Linked DNA regions of Homo sapiens: region 2 is linked to region 1. Evidence: chromatin loops called from intact Hi-C (ENCODE). Cell type or tissue: IMR-90. All regions are shown on one strand.

Region 1 (2,500 bases):
ACCTCGAGTGGTCGCCTCGGCCTCCCAAAGTGCTGGGACTATAGGTGTGAGCCACTGCGCCCAGCTGAGGCTCATACTTCCTGTTGCATGTCTCAGTAGTTCAATTCCTGTTCTATCCAATTTTATTGAGGCATAGTTTAAAAGTCATATAACTCACCCATTCAATGATTTTTAATAAATGTACCAAGTTGTACAACCTTCACCATAAATCAGTTTTGGAACAGTTCGGTTACCCCAGTAAGATCTCTCATACCCATTTACTGTTCATCCACATCCCATCCATAACCCCAGGAACCACAAATCTATTTCTCATCTCGGTAGATTTTCCTTTTCTGGATATTTTGTATAAATGAGATCATACAATATGTGTTCTGTTGAGCCTAGCTTCTTTCCCTCAGCATGATGTTTGTAAGGTTCATCCATGTTGTAGTATGTACTAATAGTTTGTTCCTTTTTATTGATGAGTAGATTCCCTTATGTGGATAAGCCAGACTTTGCTTTTCCATTCATCAAGATAGGGGATTTTAATTTGATCAGTGCTGCCTAACTGTGGTATATACATATAATGCTACAGGATAAATATGGCTTATATTTCTGGAACATAAATATCACACACAGATTTACTTAAAGTTTAAATCATTGAGTGGTGAAAATAATTTTTGGAACATGTACTGTGTGCCAGGCACTGGCTAAGCTTTGAAAATCATTAACTTTGGACAGGTGTGGTGGCTCATGCCTGTAATCCCAGCACTTTGGAAGGCTGAGGCCAGCGGACTGCCTGAGGTTAGGAGTTCAAGACCAGTCTGGCCAACATGGTGAAACCCCGTCTCTACTACTAAAAAAAAAATAAGTTAGCCGGGCGTGGTGGCACACATCTGTAATCTCAGCTACTTAGGAGGCTTAGGCAGGGGAATCACTTGAACCCAGGAGGCAGAGGTTGCAGTGAGCCGAGATCATGCCACTGCACTCCAGCCTGGGTGACAGAGTGAGATCCTGTCTCCAGAAAAAAAGAAAGAAAGAAAGAAAGAAAGAAAGAAAGAAAGAAAGAAAAACAATTAACTTTGAGTCACACATTGAGTACGTAGGAGTGAGAGAGCCACAGTTTCCTCCAGGTTTCTCTAGCCCCAAAGCCCATACCTTCCTTTGTACCCTCTAAGACGGTGTCAGCTAAAGGTCCCTTGAAACCTCCATCACCTTATTAATATCATGACTCTAGGTCCACAGAACGAGGGGAAAGGGTCACTGTGGATCAAGCCAGGCTCCTCTGAGCAGTCCAGGGTCTATTTACAGAGAGCAGCAAGTTCCTGGGACAGAGGAGACAGAAGGGAATTTCCAGGTTCTTCAGGACGTTCACAACCACACTGAGAAGCATCTTTGCAGATAAGTATTTAAACTTACCAGCCCATAGCCTACCAGCCTGCCCTCTTCTGGTCTGTGCAGGAAAGTGTAGTATCCTAGAATGCCAAAGTGGGAGGGGAAATGGGTGATGTAGCTCATTCTCTTTTCTACCTCTATGGAAGAAAGAAAGAGCCTGTCCCCATTTTGTGGGGTCCCAGAAAGGGTGATTTTCACACTTCACATTTGGCGTTAGGGCTAGTATTTCACAAACATTACCGTCTGGAACTTTTGAAGGCTGAGTTAAATGACTTCATCTTGTGTACTTGTAGAACTGCTATTAGAAGGAGGCTGGGGACTCCCTGATGATGTGAACCAGCCCTTCTCTTCTCAGTTTCAGCACTTTGTGATCATATTTATAAACCTTGGACAGGGCTCCTTGGCCTTAGAGTTAAGTGAAGAGTTAACACTGTGACTTTAGATGCATTTTTCTCAGTGTAAGTGTCTGAGCTCATCTCCAGTTCTGGACTCGTGCCCCCACTCCCGGGTGCTGACAGCAAGCTCTGAAGATATGCTGAGAGAGCTCCCTGACTCTCCTGACTCAGGTCTGCCAGTTGATGAAGACAGCACAGTTGTTACCAAAAACAAAACCTGGCAGATGGTCCTAGGTCAGGATTAGTGGTCATTCTCTGGTCTTCTCCAGACTGGTGACACAGGGTGGTCTTAAAAGAGTCCTAGTCCAGCCTCTGGCTCCCCGAATTTCCTCTGGTGCATGGGGCATCAGGAAAGGGCAGGGGAGAAGGAGGGGGAGCAGAAAAATAACTGAGGCTGGGCAGAAGGGTCCCTTCCATTTCCCATCCATTGCTTCAAACAATGGGTGATTACCGTGCACCTTGAGTGAATGTCAAGGCAGGAAGGGTTCCAGGGCCACCCAGTGTGGCAGGAGCAGAGCTGGGATCAGAATTCTGGATTCCTGACTCTCCGTTCAGCTGCTATTCAGCTATCACCAAGCTGCTGAGTTTGTCCTACTTTCTCCTGGGTCACATTCTGCTGTTGTTGGGAAACAGGGAGTGAGTGAAGGGAACCTGGGAACCCTTCTCCCCTCACCTTTTAAGGATGTTCTGGGGTGGAATAAAGAGAGGTGGAGGGTGGGGTGCCTGGGCCC
Region 2 (2,500 bases), 300 kb before region 1:
AGGACAGAATTCATGCCTTTGGGGAGCAATCTGGGTCTTGAAGGCATGCTTGAGATTCATCGTGCAAAATGAGACGCTTCAAACAACACGTTTATTATCTGACAGTTTCTGTGGGTCAGAAATCTGGGCATAGCTTAACATGTACACCCATGTTCATAGCAGTATTGTTCAGAGTAGCCAAAAGGGGAAGCGACACAAGTGTCCATCGATGGATGAACGAAAAACAAAGTGTGACACCTGCCTACGATGGAATATTAGCCTTGAAAAGGAAGAAAATTTTTGACACATCTTGCAACCTAGATGAACCTTGAGGACATTATGCTAAGAGAAAGAAGCCAGTCACAGAAGGCAAATACTATCTGATTCCACTTACATGCGATAACTAGAGCTGTGAACTTCATAGAGACAGAAAGTAGAATGGTGGATCCCAGGGGCTAGGGTAAGTTGTTTAACGCATATAGAGTTTAAGATTTGCAAGATGAAAAGAGTTCTGGACATAAGTTGCCCAACAATGTAAAAGTACACTAACCTACTGGACTGTACACTTAAAATGGTTAAGATGGTTAGTTTTATGTTATGTAGATTTTACTACAATTTAAAATTTTTTAAATAATAAAGTTTAGAATGTTTTAGGATTTGTAGTCCTGTGTGTGAAGCAATTTGCTGGCTGTCCATTCCATCCAGGTGCTGAAAAAGGACTAGATCTCACATGCGGCCTGGAATGGGTTAAACCTGCAGGTTCAACTCTCCAGTAAATACTGTGATCCTAACACCTTGGGAGGCTGTGGCAGGAGAATTGCTTGAGCCCAGGAGTTTGAGACCAGCTTGGGATGCATGGCAAGACCCTGTCTCTACTTTAAAAAAAAAAAAAAAAAAAAAGCCGAGTGTGGCGGGACACGCCTATAGTCCCAGCTACTCAGAAGGCTTAAGCAGGGGAATTGCTTGACCCTGGGAGGTTAAGGCTGCAGTGAGCCGTGCTGCACCACTGCACTCCAGCCTGGGTGTCTTAGGCTACCGGGTACTTTGTGTCTGCAGCTGAAGAGAGCAGTCACCAGATGGCAGTATGGGCTTATTTGTAATAGTTGAGGCCTTTTGTTGCCAGGCTCCCAGGCCCTGAGCTTCAGGCTTGCTCTGATAGGCTCATCTCCAATGAGGGAAACAGATAACTAATTCAGTACAGTACAGTGCATGCAGTGCTGGAGAAACTAAGAAGACTGACGACTCAATTCACGGTAGGAGGCATCAAGGAAGGCTTCCTGGAGAAGGAGAAATGAAGATTGAGTATTGAAAGACAAGACGTAGTCATAATGGATGCGCAGGTTAGGTGTCAGGTGAAAAGCAAGAAGAAGATTTCATAATTAAACACCACCACCGTCCATCATTTACTAAGTACGTATGACATGCCAAAAACAAAACATCTTAAGCATTTCCTTACTTACCTATTTTAGTCCTCCAAATTCCTAGGAGATAGATATTACTTTGATCGTCGTTATGCTAATGAGGAAACTAAGGATCAGAAAGGTTATGCCACTTGCTGGCGATCACACAGCTAACAAGTAACAGAACTCATATTTTAACCTTGATTCCTCAGCCAACTTCATTCTACCTTGCCTGTATGTAATCTGTGCCCAGAGGTGGAAGACAGAAAGAACAGTTTGAGAAATAGAAAACAGTCTGATGCAAGGTGGGGATGCAGAGAGAGGATGCTGGAGAGGCTGACCAAAGCTAGATCACACGGGTTCTGAGCAGGACTCCCCAAAGATTTGCATCATCTCATCAGAGCTCCTTCTGGCTTGCATTTCAGCGGAGGAGTCCCTGGCATGTGACAACCCAGGGCTGCCTGAAAATGGATACCAAATCCTGTACAAGCGACTCTACCTGCCAGGAGAGTCCCTCACCTTCATGTGCTACGAAGGCTTTGAGCTCATGGGTGAAGTGACCATCCGCTGCATCCTGGGACAGCCATCCCACTGGAACGGGCCCCTGCCCGTGTGTAAAGGTAAAGAAACCTACTCACCACACAGGGTCCACGGGGCCTGGAGATGTCAGGCTCCTGGCTCACAGGAGTTCTGAACTTGCTCTAAAAAATTGGACTAGGAGTTCGAGACCAGCCGAGGCAACATAGTGAGACCCCCATCTCTACCAAAAAAAAAAAAATTAGTCAGGCATGGCGGCACACACCTGTAGTCCCAGCTACTCGGGAGGCTGAGATGGGAGGATCACCTGAGCCTAGGAGGTCAAGGTTGCAGTGAGCCTTGATCATGCCACTGCACTCCAGCCCGGACAGAACGAGACTCTATCTCAAAAAAATTAAATTAAATTTTAAAATAATAGAGCTGAGCTGCTGTACTTCATTAAATCTAAGATGTCACCATGACTTTATGCACCACTAAAAAAGAAAAAAACATGCTGCCAATTATACTATGACACAATGTCTTCTCCTGGCTTAGCATTTTTATTTTTACTTACTAAAGGAGCTTTTGACCAGGCACAGTAGCTC

Evidence for each region. A loop is a pair of places that touch in the nucleus more often than their neighbours do. Peaks named below come from ENCODE experiments on the same cell type or tissue, not always from the same donor. Only the 100,000 strongest peaks of a DNase experiment are listed, where the experiment ranks them.
Region 2: a loop joins it to region 1, with 30 times the contacts of the local background. A loop is called at or near these places in 14 of 110 quality-filtered maps.

Annotation. Positions count from the first base shown.
Region 1 is chr22:26,664,241-26,666,740 of GRCh38, forward strand. It overlaps MIAT (myocardial infarction associated transcript), which reads left to right. Exons shown (of 5, transcript NR_033320.3): 3 at 1,291-2,500. Among named protein-coding and RNA genes, the nearest start is that of MIATNB, 7.4 kb to the right of the region's middle. RefSeq lists an enhancer at 893-1,393. In IMR-90, a CTCF peak has its summit at 1,432 (motif pointing left); DNase peaks (open chromatin) are centred at 1,381 and 1,871; H3K27ac peaks cover 138 bases.
Region 2 is chr22:26,363,568-26,366,067 of GRCh38, forward strand. It overlaps SEZ6L (seizure related 6 homolog like), which reads left to right. Exons shown (of 17, transcript NM_021115.5): 13 at 1,805-1,999. Among named protein-coding and RNA genes, the nearest start is that of ASPHD2, 64 kb to the right of the region's middle. In IMR-90, a CTCF peak has its summit at 1,065 (motif pointing right); a DNase peak (open chromatin) is centred at 1,084.